Linked DNA regions of Homo sapiens: all the other regions are linked to region 1. A link is a loop called in an ENCODE intact Hi-C map of the cell type or tissue named here. Cell type or tissue: gastrocnemius medialis. All regions are shown on one strand. Region 1 has its middle 94 kb from the start of CEP85L. Region 2 has its middle 47 kb from the start of CEP85L. Region 3 overlaps LOC124901388 (a long non-coding RNA gene).

Region 1 (5,000 bases):
AAAAATTGTAAAAGACCTTAAAATGGATAAAAATAACTTCTGGATATCTTGTGTAGCACAACCTTCCAGTTTATCTCTACTTTTCATTGTCTTTGAATTATTTTATATTATTATTTTATTATTTTTAGAGACAGGACCTTGATCTGTTGCTCAGGCTGGAGTGCTGAGCCGCAAGTGATCCTCCCGCCTCGGCCTCCCACAACAGTGGGATTACAGTTGTGAGCCCTGGCTCCAGCCTTGAGTTATTTTATACTGTAAATGCAGAAAATTGGCAATAATGCAAATGATCATTATCCATAGAAATGCAAATGAACCGTGTCCAGTGGAATGCCATTGCTTATTGCCCTGTTGATCTTGACCAGTTTTACACTTATGTGTAAATTCATTTCAGCATTTCTGATTGCCTGTATATCCCTGGTACTTTGAGTTCTCCTTTGAGTTGTGGCTTTGGGCAAAACTCTTAGCCCTTCTACCCATGAGTTTTCCCATTTGTTTCATCTTAGGGTTCTTGAAGGATTAAATGAATTAATGCATGTTACACCCTTCACAGTGACTGAATATATGAATATGTGGTAACTAGCTATAGCTAAATATATCACCATGTGAATTTTCAGAATGTTGCAAGAATAAAAATGGTTGAGAGGAACACATGGGAAGCCACTTACTGAATGAGGCCAAGCAGGGCCAGGGAGATGTGGAGGAAGCTGGGGTGATTGGTGGGGGCAGGGTGGGGGTAGGCTGGGGGTGGATAGAGGGGAGTCACCAGTTACCAGGTAAGCAGCTGGGAGGCTTTGTAGGCAAATGAAGTAGCCAGTATTCTTCCTTACTGTGGAGAAGCTAGTGCTGGAGTTTCTAACACAGATTTCAAGGTCTATTAGAGCTAGACTCAGAATTCAGGCAGAGAAGCCACAGTAGGAAACTGAAAGAGTGACGGGCTTGGGTTTTTGCACCCATCCAGAGTTTCTGCCAGGGAGGCTAGCAGAGGCAAAGGTATGCACCAGGAAACAGCCTAACCTGCTAGACCCAAGAGCTCATGGTGTCAGTCAGGAGGATAGTTCAGTCCCCATCCACTAGCAACAAGGCGGGTGACTGTGGGCAGGTTGTGAGTGTCAAACTGTGATGCCCTAAGGCCCCTAGACTCAAAGATGAATAAAACAGAAACACACACACACAAACACACACACACACACACACACACACACACACGTTTCTAAGCCTTTCAGCAAGAGGTGGCCAAGAGGCAAATCCTATCTGACAGGCGCAGCAACAGCAGCTGGAGCAGCAGCTGACTTTTGAAGCCCAGACTCAGGGTGTGTGTGGCTCGGTTTCTTCTCTTCCTAGGGTTTTGAGGAAGCACAGCCCTCTGACAAAAGAGGAAGGTCTGAAAATGTAGACGTGAGGCAGATTACTGGGCAAAATGGCACAGGAGTCCCCAGGCCACCATCACTGTATCCCTGCAGGGTGTTTCTTTTCATGAAATATGTATTGACCTGGCCCTTTCTCTTTTGTCTTTTTTCTTGCATTTTTAATAGAGTTGAAAAATTAACATAGGGCAATTCATATACCTCTCAAAATGTAGTTCTCTGTTTAGCTGGACAAATCTCCCTCTGAAGTTCTCTCTTCCTTGGATAAGGGTGAGATGGGAACCCCTAACTGGCCAGTTCAATCTATGTCCTGGTTGCTTTTGATTTGACCTGTTCTTTTACAATGTAAATTCTGCGTCTTTTAGATTTCTCCTTCAAGCCTTGTTCTTCCCAAGATAGTAACTATGGGTATGGATATGGATATTGTTATGACTTTGTAGGGGGTCCTGTCTATAAGAGGACCACAGAGATCTCATGGTCCTCTGGTCCCCACAGATAGTTCCCTTCTTCTCCTGGTCACGGGGGGACTCTGCCAGTATCTGCAACTGAAGCCTGAGGCTGGTGGTTTGAGACCTGTTCTCTTGGTCCTCCCTTGTACACAGGGCCCCTGCTCTTACTGGAGCTGTGAACCCCTCGAAGTCCTAGCCAAGTTCTGCATCTGGCCTTTGGCTTGAATTGTCCAAACCACAGCCTTGACGCAGCAGTTCCCTCACGGTTTCTTCTACAATCATCACAGCAGTTCCCTTCAGCTACCTGCTGCACACCTAAGAAGCTTGTAAGTCTTTCTGGGGCCTTTCCATACCACAGAAGACAAGAGGGTCTTCCGAGGCACCAGTGCGACTTTCTCTCAGTGCAGGTGGCTGCTTGGGACTTCCCCATATTTTTTGCTTGGGACTACCCCATATGTCTCCTTCCAGAGTTCTAACCAGGGAGTGCAGCACAAGGTCCCTGTCTTCCAGCTTCCCCGCACCTCGTAGCACCCACCTTTTTGGGGAAGTCAAAACCTATTTGCCCGTTTGCTTCCCTGACCTCCATCTTTTTTCTCCTTCCCCCTCTGCCCTGGGCTGGGTGGGGATGGGCCTTCCACTTTCTCTCAGTGTCTGCTCGCACCTTCTCTTCTGTCTGGTTCTTTTTCCCCAGAACAGCAAGTCATGCCACCTAGTTATCTCTTTCAACTTCGGAAGGAACTCACCATCTGAGCCAACCAAGCTTAGCTGTTAAGCAGAAGCTATGGGACAACCAAGAGCCAGGGAGTTTTTAGAAACAAAGTACATGAATTAACATTTCAAAAATGTATCCCTGTATTCATTCATGTAGCCATCAGGACTCACTGTGCACCTACACATGGCAGGCACCGGTCTGACGTCCGAGACACAAATAGGAGAAAGACTCAGTCTTTGCTGTAAGTTCTGTAGCCCAGTTGAGGAGGCAGCCAACAATGAATCATTATCCTCCAATACGAGTAGATTTGGAGTGCACTGGAGCATAGAGGAAGGAGGGAGCAACTCCACATTGGCTTGAGCAGGCTGGAAGCACTGCTCAGAGGAGATGATAGGTGAGAAGGCTCAATCCATTCAGAAAAAAAGAGGGCAGCCTGCACAGTGCGGGGAGGGGAGCTGAGGCTGGCAAGGAAGTGATGTGCCTGGAGAGCAGAAAGAGGTTGGGTCACAGGGAGCATATGGTTGGGGTGGGGTGGGAGGAGATGATGTGGCAAGGGGGTTTGGCATCAATTTGTTTTTTGAAGTTGAAGAATTTGGAATTAATCCCATAAGCAGGGGGGAATCTATTGGAGTAACATGTCCATACATGGTATGCCACCCAGATCTCAGACTCCTTTGAAAGAGTATTTGGGGAAATTCTTGCCTCCTGAGCCTGTTCCACATTGTGGTTGTGTCTCTTGCCACTCACATTCCTCCTGGAGCTGCCATTGCTGTTGGTCACTGACCACTAAGCTACTCCACTATGCTACCTCTGCGTTGCCCTTGGCAGAAAGGTGAATTTGGGGGCTATACCCTTTTTATTTCCCATAAGGCTGTCACACAGGCTATAAAGAAATATTGGACTCTGGATGGTTTGGAGTGATGGAGAAGGCCTTTGTTATAGCAAGAAATATACCGGAAATTGAACCCAGGTCCAATCCAATGATCTGAAATTCTTATTGCCAAAAACTCCTGCAACTGATTAAAAATGTTTGTGCCTACCCATAATAGCTCTGCTCTGTGCTATCATTATTTGTTTATGCTTTCTGGAACAGCTGTTGGCTGCAGAACTGAGCATGCTTTAAGAGAATGTCAGAGTTAACATCAGCATGCTCTCAGGAGCCAGGAGCTCACATTGATTGGAATAAATATAGCTTGACTTGGCTATAAGTCTATGGATGAAGTCAGTAACATGGTAACAACAAAACAGTTTTCTAGAAACAGTGGATCCTGAGAGCATGCTGCCAAGAGAAGTAAAATGACAAACACCCTTTTCTAGGTGTCTGAGAAATGGGGGCCTTTTTGCTGTAGAATTTTATCTTGAAGCGGAATTTGTTTGTCCCACCAGATAGGCTTTTCTTGGCAGAACCAAAGGTGATTATTTCTTGTATAATCATATATGAATTTTTCTTAGCAACAAAAGTCTACACTGGGGATTAGTCAAAGATAAGGTCAGAAAATTAGTTCAGGGCATAAAGGTGTAGACCTTGAATGGCAGCCTTTGGAATATAAACTTTGCTCTGTTAATGAGCGGTTTTAAAATGCTTTTAAGCAAAGCATGCAAATACAGTTGATTCTTATTCATGGTAAGATTCCTAGAGCCTCTGATCACAAATATATATATAGAAAATATATACATATAATATATTATATAATATAATATACATATAATATATGTATAATATATACATATAATATATACATATAATATATACATAATATATACATATAATATATATATAATATATACATATAATATATATAATATATATATATTATATGCATATATATATTTTTTTTTAAAAAAAGGTCTCACTCTGTCTCCCAGGCTAGAGTGCAGTGCTGTGACCATGGCTCACTACAGCCTTAACCTCCCAGGCTCAAGCACTTCTTCCACCTCAGCCTCCAGAGTAGTTGGGACTACAGGCTTGCACCACCACAGCCGGCTAATTTAAAACAAATTTTTTTGTAGAGGTGGCATTTCGCTATGTTGCCTGGGATGGTCTTGAACTCCTGGGTGAAGCAATTCTCCCACCTCGGGCTTTCAAAGTGCTGGGATTACAGGCATGAGCCACTGTGCCAGCCAACATTTTCAACAATCGATCAATATGCAATCTTGTGTTAAGCGTATTTCTATTTGAAGATACTTTATTTAATATACATTGTTGATTCATTAACATTGAACCCAGGACCAACAGCACTGCAACTGACACTTGAAAGCAGCTTATCTAACAGATAATTTTCTCTGTAAGGCCCATTATAGCTTTCTTGCACTAGGAACACTAGAAGTTACTTCAGTCCTATGCTGAAAAAAGCAAAAAACGTGATATTAAGTAGACTATGCAAAGAACACTTATTTATAGTATGAGAAAGCATGAAACAAGAAGGAGGGTTTCACCTTGTTGAATCTCAGTGGAAGACATGCATATCAGGTGAC
Region 2 (5,000 bases), 47 kb after region 1:
GCAGAAGATGTTCTCACCAAAGGAATTGAAAGAGTGCTAAGGTATGCTGGCATAATATGGAGAATATGTGTGGAAATGGATTGAGAGTACTAGACCAAGAAAGGAAGAGCATAACTATAGATCACACAGAATTCAGCAATAGGGATACACTTATTGGAGATTCTGGATTTAAGGTGCTGGCTTAAGCAGCTGCAAGTTGTGTAAATTATTTGCTCTCTTGAGCTGTGCTCAGTAGTATTTCATTCCAAATGAACAGGAAATGCTAGACATTTTTGTAAGAATACAGGTGAAGGAAGCCAACAGGTTATGGAGATGAGAATATTGGGGTAGATTATCACATGTGAACTACACGCTTATTCCCTAACAGTCTCCTTCCTCTAGAAGGAGGAAGAAATGCACAGAAAACCTTTTTTATACCAGGGGCTCAAGAATTGCATAGGTATCTTAAAAGGCATTTTGGTGGTTTTCATGTGCTGGGGTAAAAAGAGAATACTCTGTGGTTGAAAAGGGCTCCTGATTTCAACAGTGACACTGATGGAAAAGGACAAGTAGTGGCACCTAACTGGCAAAGTTAAGGTGGGCATGCTCCTATAATAATAGCAGTAGAGGCCGGGTATGGTGGCTCACGCCTGTAATCCCAGCACTTTGGGAGGCTGAGGCGGGCAGATCACTTGAGGTCAAGAGTTCAAGACCAGCGTGGCCAACATGATGAAACCCTGTCTCTACTAAAAATGCAAAAATTAGCTGGGCGTGGTGGTGCGTGCCTGTAGTCCCCGCTACTCGGGAGGCTGAGGCAGAAGAATCACTTGAACCCAGGAGGCGGAGGTTGCACTGGGCCGAGATCATGCCATTGCACTCCTCCAGCCTGCATGACAGAGTGAGACTCTGTCTCAAAAATAATAATAATAATAGTAGTAATAATAATAATAATAGCACTAGAGCTGGTATGGCATTCAAAATGATACATCCTTCAAACATCTCCAGAAATCTTTTACATATAATGGAGTTACAAAGATAAAAACAGATGAGCAGCCCACCAGGGGCCTAATTCAGTTGAATAATGGAAAATACTCCAGGATTAGTGGCTGTAGCTTTGGTGTTGTGTTCGTTAACTCAGTCGTTCTGGTAGGGTCTTTTTTTTTTTTTTGAGACAAGGTCTTGCTCTGTCATCCAGGCTGACATGCAGTGGTGTGATCACGGCTCACTACAGCCTTGACCTCCTGGGCTCAAGTGATCCTCCCACCTCAGGCTCCTGAGTAGCTGGAATTTCAGGGACGTGCCACCATGCTCGGCTAATTGCTTAATTTTTTTATAGAGATGGGGGTCTTGCTATGTTGCCCAGGCTGATCTCAAACTCCTGGGCTAAAGTGATCCTCCCACCTCAGCCTCCCAAAGTGCTGGGATTATAGGCATGAGCCACTGCACCTGGCCCATGGTGCCCTTCTGATACTTGCCTCCCCAGTCTTTCCAATGATTTTATAAGCACTTAATTCTCTGTCTTAAGACTCTTTGTATTTAAAATACTTAGAGTGGTCCACTGCGCTGAACACAAATGCATTCTAATAAGCCCCTGAACCCTCGCTAGGATTATTTTCAGTTTCCGGGCATATTATTAGTAAAAATAACCTCAGTAAATGGCAGAATTCTGACACTGACCCTCTGACCTATAGAATAGAGTTTAACACAGTTATCATGGTTAAGAATGACTTTGTGAAAGCTCAGGGGTTACCGTCACTGTCAAAATAGTAAATCAAAAAATATTCTGTTATACTTCATTGAAAAAATTATTGTAATTTTTTTGCACTACATTCCTGGGGAAATCATAGAGCTGAAGGTCACTGTGCTTCCTATCACATCCCCACTTAATTCTTCAACTGCTGGCCAGTGCAAAAGATGGATCAGTCTTAGATAATTCTAGGGGATAACTGTAGGCTAAGTCAAGTGGAAACTTGTCTTTCAAGTACATATGATCTTTCAAATGTAGTATCCTTATCACAGTGAATCAAGACATACTATGGGATATTGATTGCAGCGTTCATCTGGACAATCCTTTTTTTTTTTTTCTGCTTCAGCAAACACAGAAAGCACATCAGAAGTAGTTTGACTTTACCTAAAACAGCAGAACTATATTTTCAACTCAGAGTTATGTTACTTCTCCATTCTCTGTGCCATAAGTTGCTCTAAAGGAACCTGGTCATCTCATCATCCAGGGATATGCTGAAGATAACATTCTGATGACTCTGGAGAACAGCAAGTGGCTAGTATTTTAGATTAAGACCATGCATGCCAGAAAGTAGAAATAAATCTCATGATAATTCAATGATGTTTCTTGGGATCCAGTGTTGCATGACATGTGAGTTTATACTTTCAGTGTCAAGGACAATTTATTTCCCACCTCTAGGAAAAAGTACTATGTGGGATGGTGGTCTCTGGATTTTAGAAGCAACATATGTCTCATTTTGTGTGCCCTTCAGCTCCTTTTCTTGAGTGATCTGAAAGGCTAACAGCTTTGAGTAGGGCCCAGAGGAATGCTCCAGCTGGTCCAGGCTGCAGCTTTTTTTATATGGCCCTTAGGACCCAGTGGGACCAGTGGTACTCAAAAATCAAATGAGTCTGCAGAAAGAGTGAATACGAAGTTCGCAGCAGGAACGTCAGGGTTCTAGAGCAAAGCTATAACTTCTTCAGTGAGTAGCCATTCATTCTTCTTTGAAGGAATAGCACTTGGCTTAATACTGGGCCCAGATAGAAACCAGATGACTGTGAAACACAAGCTGCCTATCATGAAGTGAATGTTATCTGATCTACACAGCTATAAAGTCAGACATATTCGAGTGGAAATAGTATATATGTGAGTGCATCTGAGCATGTCCTGAGAGCTCAAGTTTCATATACTGATGGCTCTTCTTCCTGGCATTCATCCTCATGCCACACCGCCACCTCTCTGCCAACCATCATGACTTCATGAATAGTTCTCCATTACCAGTTAACTGAAGAAAACTAGCATAGTTTACATATAGCTCTGAGAGTAAGCTGGCATCACTAAAAGTAAATGTACAAAATAGATTACTGAAGTGCTACTCAGTTCCACTCAGTCCCACCAAAGTGAAGGTGGAGAAGGAAAATTATCCTAGTATGCAGAGCTTGAGTGGTATATCGTCCTTGATTTTTCCAGCAAGAGAGAAATGCTGATGGACAGTAACAAATAGTTTGGTCAGATTTTCATGGAAGTGGAAAGATAAAGACCAGAGGACTGGTGACAAGTGTCTGGATGGGTCTCAAAATGGGACTATCATACGAAGACATTTGGGATTCATATAAGTGTGACAACATTGGTTGTCAATCCAATAGCTATACCCCTTCTTTGTGAACAAAACTTCAGATTTGTACAGGTGTCCAAGCTCCTCCATGTGACTTTATGCTCCAGAGAAGGCTGACCACACCTCTACGCTTGCAGGTGAATCAGTGAATCTAAGTGATCATGGTGATTCTGTTTCCCTCGTGAGCCTCAAAAAGGGCCATACAACCCCATTTTAGCCAATGAGAAATTGAAGGGAGTCTGCTGTGGGGTTAGTTCAATGGGAGTTTCTTTATCTATTAAAATGCAAACAATAAATAGTCCCCTTTTCTGCCTTTAGATGTTAGTGTGAAGATGTCTCTCCTGAAGTACCTTAGTCTTCTTATGACTATGAAAGAAGCTAAGGTAATATGCTCAGGATGGCAAAGCAAAAAGATGGGAAGGACCTGGATCCTTAATAAAATTGTTGAGCTATCTAATCAACTACCTCTTGCACCACCCTATCTTAGAACGTTTTAACATGTGAAGTAATAAATTCTTAATGGTTTATATCAACTGTCCAAGGTTTTTATTTTTTTGAAGTCAAAAATATCTTAACTGCTAACAACAACAACAACAACAACAAAAAACTCTGTGGAGGTTTAGTAAACCAGTGGACAAAATAATCCACTCTGCAAATGTTAGTCATTCTTCTTCCCCATTGATCCTGGGGCTCACTCAACGGGCTCATGAACAAAGTGTCTACAGCAACTTGGATGCAGAGTATGCACAAGCTCAACAATATGGACCTTTCATCACCAATGCTGGCTGTCACTGCTGATTGCCCAACTTGCTAGCAGCAGAAATAAATCTTGAACCTCTGACATGATATCATATCCCAGGAGGACATTCAGCCACAGGGAGGCAGGTTAATTTATTGGCTGTCTATCATCACAGAAGAGATAGAAATTCATCCTTACTGTACTATTACTTATTCTGGATTTGGATTTATTTTCCTGTCTAACATTTCTTTTTCTTTTTCTTTTTCTTTTTCTTTTTTTTTGAGACAGAGTCTCGCTCTGTCACCCAGGCTGGAGTGCAGTGGTGTGATCTCAGCTCACTGCAACCTCCTGGGTTTAAGCAATTCTCCTGCCTCAGCCTCCCGAGTAGCTGGAATTACAGGCATGTGCCACCACATCAGGCTAATTTTTGTATTTTTAGTAGAGACAGGTTTTCACCATGTTGGCTAGGCTGGTCTCGAACTCGTGACCTCAGGTGATCCGCCTGTCTCGGCCTCCCAAAGTGCTGGGATTACAGGCGTGAACCACCATGCCCCGCCTCCTAACATTTGTGTCTGACACTTGCTAGTACAACCATCCTGTATATACTAAATACCTCTTACAAAGGGGGATCATATCTGGTTCACCCAAGTCAGTTCCAGTTTGTTGCTGTTGTCCTGGTGTAATTAGTAGCCCTCATCACCCTCAAAAGCACCCCAGTTCAGATGACAAATTATAAAGGCATCTTACTTACATACCATCATGGTATCTTGTACACATTACTTTTTATCTGGACAGCCATTTTTAATTAAATAAGCAGTAGAGCTTATGTTTATGGCTTACCATATGTTTATTAACTAGAAATAGACGAACAGCTATAAGACAAAATGCAAAATTGTGGCACTGTCCTGTAGAATGTGTTATATTCTCTGAACCAGTAGTTCTCA
Region 3 (5,000 bases), 75 kb after region 1:
GTGAGCTGAGATCGCACCACTGCACTACAACCTGGGCAACAGATGAAACCCTGTCTCAAAACAAAAACAAAACAAAAAAAGAGAATAATACGTCAAATTATTTGTAAAGAAAAACCTTCCTCCCTATTTCAAACAGCTTGAAGAAAGACAATTTTTGTCCTTTTATTTATTTTTGGGGGATAGAGTCTCGCTCTTTCGCCCAGGCTGGAGTTCAGTGGCACCATCTCAGCTCACTGCAACATCCACCTCTGTGTTCAAGCAATTATCGTGCTTCAGCCTCCCAAGCAGCTGGGATCACAAGCACAGGCCACCATGCCTAACTGATTTTTGTATTTTTAGTAGAGACGGGGTTTCACCATGTTGGCCAGGCTGGTGTCGAACTCCTGACCTCAAGTGATCCACCCTCCTCAGCCTCCCAAAGTGCTGGAATTATAAACATGAACCACCATGCCCAGCTTGTCTTTACATTTATTTTGATGATGAATTCGAAATGGTACCAATGTATATCAGTGCTTTATTCACAACACTGACCTGGAGATATTTCAGAATAGAGAAACGCCAGATCCTTAGTAAGTTTCAACAACAAAAGGGTTGAGGGGTCACTGATAAAATTTTATTTCTCTCTTCATTTTACTAACGGAAATTAATTTTTTTTATTAACAGTAGTGCTTTATGTATTCTCAGTTCTGCTCCCAAAAGGATTTAAGGTGGCTGACATAAATGTATATGATAAAATAATACTTAATACTTAACATAATAACGATAACAATTTACAAGGAATGCAGAAAAAGAGAAAATAAGTGTAGAAAAAAGAAAATAATACAAGGAGGGGAAGTTGCTAAACAAAACGTATGCTGCAAAGTCACTTACATCCACTTGCTTATGTAGGGCCACATATTTGGCTCTGAATTTTCCAGGCAATTCAAGAGGGCTCACAACCAGATAGAGATCCACTGTCCATAAGATTCAAACAAACCAATTGCTTACGATAACATAGTTTCTCCAGTTGCTGAAACCAGAGAGCAATTTCTCCAAAAGTTTGCCACAAAGACTACACTGTAAGTTACAGTGACCACCATCCTTACAGCCAACACAGTACAATTTCACAGGAATCGTTTCTCAATATAGCTAAAAACACAGTGTTTTTTTTTTTTTACATAAAAAAGTTCAGTACACTAATTTCTAGTTTTGCAGTATCCTCAGCACCAAAAGTCGTCCTGCTGATGGTGCTAATCAGGAGAACATTTCCATGGTCAAGCTAAGATGCCTAGATGATTTCAGTTTAGTTCAACAGCTCAATAAAATTTTAAGGTCAGTAGGCATATTGTTGGATAGAATATATGAAAAAAGTTCAGCAGAGATTTTTGTGTTTCTGCTGCAATAGTACCACATAACCAAACACAAATTTTAGAAGCTTAAAACAAAACTGTCTATTTTTCTTGTTCAAGGTTTTGGTCAGTTTAACATCCCCTTTCCTCATTCTTGAACCAGTGGCTAGCCAGGAGATTACAGAAGCAAAAGAAATAAAGCCACTTTTAAAGCCTCTGCTTAGTGCGACAATGAAGCAAACTAATACAGGAACAGAAAACCAAATACCACATGTTCTCACTTATAAGTGGGAGCTAAACATGGAGTACACGTGGCCACAAAGAAGGGAACAACAACAACAACAACAAAAGGAAACACAAAGAAGAGAAAACAGACACCAGGGCCTACTTGAGGGTGGAGGGTGGAAGAAGGGTGAGGATCGAAAAACTATCTATCAGGTACTATGCCTACTACCTGGATGACAAAATAATCCTTACTCCAAACCCCCATGACATGCAGTTTATCTATATAACAAACCTGCACTCGTACCCCTGAACCTAAAATAAAAGTTAAAAAAAAAAAAAAGCCTCTGCTTGCATCACATCTACTAACTTCAGTCAAAGCAAGTCACACGGGCAAGCCCCATATGAAGTAGGTGGGGAAATGCTACATATATTCTGCCCGTTCTGATAGAAGGTACTGCCAAGCCACTTGACAAATGCTTTGTAATTCTATCGCAGGGAGAGAGGGAAGAATTGGGAATAATTCAGTTACCACATCCATAATTCTATTTGCGACTTCCCTTTACTCTTTGGTTCCCATTCAGTACCTCGAAGATACAAAGTTGGAGGTCATCTAGTATGATCCTTTCCTCTTACACATGAGTTATCTGGGGCCCAGAGAGCTTATGGGACTTGCCTAAGATCACACAGTCAATTCAGCGCTCTACCACATTGAACCAAATGGTTGTAACTCTAACTTTCCTCTCTATCATCTGCCTCCAAACCCCAACTCCACAGGGAATTACAGGGGTTTAGTTCATGAGATAAATATATGAGTGAGGCCCTGAACTCCAGTCTCCAGAGGTAATAGCCTAGATTCACTGTGGATATGAAAGGTTTTAGTAGTGCAATGAGAGGAGACCATAAATTCTAGGTTCTGACTTGGAGAAATTGGTTTTTCACAAAGTGACTGGTGTGTGTGGAGGGAGGGCAAATTTCTAATGAAAATATTTATAGACCCTAGTGGTTATTTAAAAGTAGGTAATATTTCCAGAAGGAAATGTTTAGTTTGTTTCCCAGTTGCTTTCCATTGTCTCCATGCTTCATCTAACAAAGAATCAAATGTAAGGAAGGGCAAGGGGGTGGGTAGTTGGAACAACAACGGAATACTGCCAGAGATGAAGGAAAGATATAAAATGTGGCCTTTTCAAGTTGACATTTGTTTTTTAAGTTTCCCTAATGCCCTCTATAAGGTAAATCACCAGAGGCTGTGTGTTTGGCTTACTCCTCAAAAGCAGATCTGAGTTGGTAAGCAACTGAAACGCATCAGAGGATGGTTTGTTTTGAGAGAAGGGAACAGCTGTTCCTCCTGGAGTCCCTGACAGACATGGAGCCCTATCTGTTACCTCTGTGTTCCTAGATGGTATTGCTTACAGCCCTTTTTGTGTTCTGTTTACTGTTCCAATTCTGTAGGTCAGCTTGACTGGATATTCTATATATTTTTAGAGACACTTATTGCTAACATAGTTTTTGTTATCAATGTCTTAAGTCAGAAAGTTTCTTTAACATTTCTTGGTTTTACTCCCAGTTTGTTTACTTCTGCAAATCAGCTCTCTGGCAAGAAACTTGAGTCCTGCAGATGATATTATCTTGGAGGAATGTAGGGCCAGGCTACAGGGTAGCTTTTCTGAGAATAAATGATCTGACCACACTTAATAAACAAAGCCAGATAAGAAGCAGCCATTCAACATGAAAACAAAGAGCAATAATTTAGATATATAGCTTTAAAATAGAAACACAGGAAAACATACAAAATATGTTTTAAAATAATTATTTCCCATCTTAATTTTGTTCTGTTCCCTTTATTTTAGCCTTGAACAGACAGTCCCCACATTTTCAACTATGATTTCATTTTTAACAACAAAATTTCACAGAGTTGCACATAATAGTGTTTGTACTTTTAGTAAAAGTTGACTGAAAGTACATAAGGATAAACACATTGCTAGGAATTCAGTAATGCTTTTTGCCCAGGCTGGACTTGAACCCCTGGGCTCAAGTGATCCTCCCACCTCAGCCTTCCGAGTAGCAAGTAGTGGGGACTGTAGGCACACAGTACCACATCTGGCTTCAGTAATGCTTTTAATTGAAGGCATACTTTATTAAACAAAAGAGCATCTCTATCCATTTGAAGTCTGGGTGTATATATCAGTGCAACCCACCTTATTCAGGTAAGCATACCTTATGGGACTTCAGGTCCCTTTGTAATAATTTTAAAACTCTGCAGGTGTCCATGGCTCATAGGTTGATATCTAAACTTTGCCTTTCATCATTTATGCCTGTCAACTTTGGGAGCTGTCCTATTTAATTACATCATTGCTCTCCTGCCTGCACAAGCACTGCATATTCTTACCAGTTGGCTTGAACAGTATATAATATAATGGTTAGAGCTCTGTCTTCCTAAAAGTCAGAAGATTGGAATTTTGGATTGTTTTGTTGTTGTTATCTACTAATACATTTCTTTAAAGAAGTCAACGGCTTTGAGACTGTTTTGCTTTTTGCAAAATTGAGGAGAGGGCTGGGGAGATATTTGCTCAGCCCAACTCATGGATTATTATGAGGAACATAGTAGATTATGTAGCACTTAATCATATATACAGTAAATAGTCCTCAGTCAGTATTTTTGCAGAACCATTTGGAACTGAATTCTCAGCTTTTGCAGTACTACAAAGACATAGTTCACCCAGATTTACACTGGCCTGTGTGCCATGCTCTCCAGACACACAGTGGGTAGTAGATAGAAAGGGGGAGATCTGTGCATTGGACTGGGCTGGGAGTAATGACCTAGGTTTACGATTTATCTCTGCCATTTCAGTGAGTCATTTCATCTCTCTAGGCCTTAGTCCCTTGTGAATAGAGAAATGAATGAAAATCTCAGAGGTGTTCACATTTTGCAAAAGGGCTCTTTTTTCTTCTTCCTAAATGAAATTAAATTGCAAAACTCCAATATATAAATCAGATATCCAAAAAATGCAGTTTTCACATGCAGTTTAAAATGTTCATTTATTGCAAATGAGGCCCTAGGAGCACAGTTTGAAAACCACTGATTTAGTTCATGTCTAAGATCCAGCTTTACATTAAGATGCCCATTTATTAAAGTGAGATATGTTTCTGCCCAAATATTGCTAGTTGTCACCTACATGGGACTTCTTGCCTTGATAGTCTTGTCCACTCAGGAAATCAAACCTTAGAGCAGCACTTAGAGTGTAAAAAAAATCAAAGCAAGTTCTATATTCTTAAGGAATAGTTCCCTCAAGCAATGGTGACCCAATTTAATGCCCTTCTTCATGTTAGTAATTTTTTTCTCTAAAGAACTGGGCCACGAAATCTAGAATCTCAGCACCATCCCGTATAGTATAGGAAGAAACACTAATCATAATTCTAACATTTGGAGCCACTCCAGGACTGAGTCTG

Evidence for each region. Peaks named below come from ENCODE experiments on the same cell type or tissue, not always from the same donor. Only the 100,000 strongest peaks of a DNase experiment are listed, where the experiment ranks them.
Region 2: it touches region 1 in a loop (1.9-fold over the local background); 7 of 110 quality-filtered maps call a loop at or near these places.
Region 3: it touches region 1 in a loop (2.1-fold over the local background); 3 of 110 quality-filtered maps call a loop at or near these places.

What each region holds. Positions count from the first base shown.
Region 1 is chr6:118,742,607-118,747,606 of GRCh38, reverse strand. No RefSeq gene overlaps it. Among named protein-coding and RNA genes, the nearest start is that of CEP85L, 94 kb to the right of the region's middle. In gastrocnemius medialis, no CTCF peak of the experiment used is centred here; DNase peaks (open chromatin) are centred at 1,309 and 2,746; H3K27ac peaks cover 1,278 bases.
Region 2 is chr6:118,695,602-118,700,601 of GRCh38, reverse strand. It overlaps a transcript of CEP85L not described here. Among named protein-coding and RNA genes, the nearest start is that of CEP85L, 47 kb to the right of the region's middle. In gastrocnemius medialis, a CTCF peak has its summit at 2,891; a DNase peak (open chromatin) is centred at 4,111; H3K27ac peaks cover 1,306 bases.
Region 3 is chr6:118,667,113-118,672,112 of GRCh38, reverse strand. All of the region lies in intron 1 of LOC124901388 (a long non-coding RNA gene), which reads right to left. It also overlaps a transcript of CEP85L not described here. Among named protein-coding and RNA genes, the nearest start is that of CEP85L, 18 kb to the right of the region's middle. In gastrocnemius medialis, no CTCF peak of the experiment used is centred here; a DNase peak (open chromatin) is centred at 2,879; H3K27ac peaks cover 3,627 bases.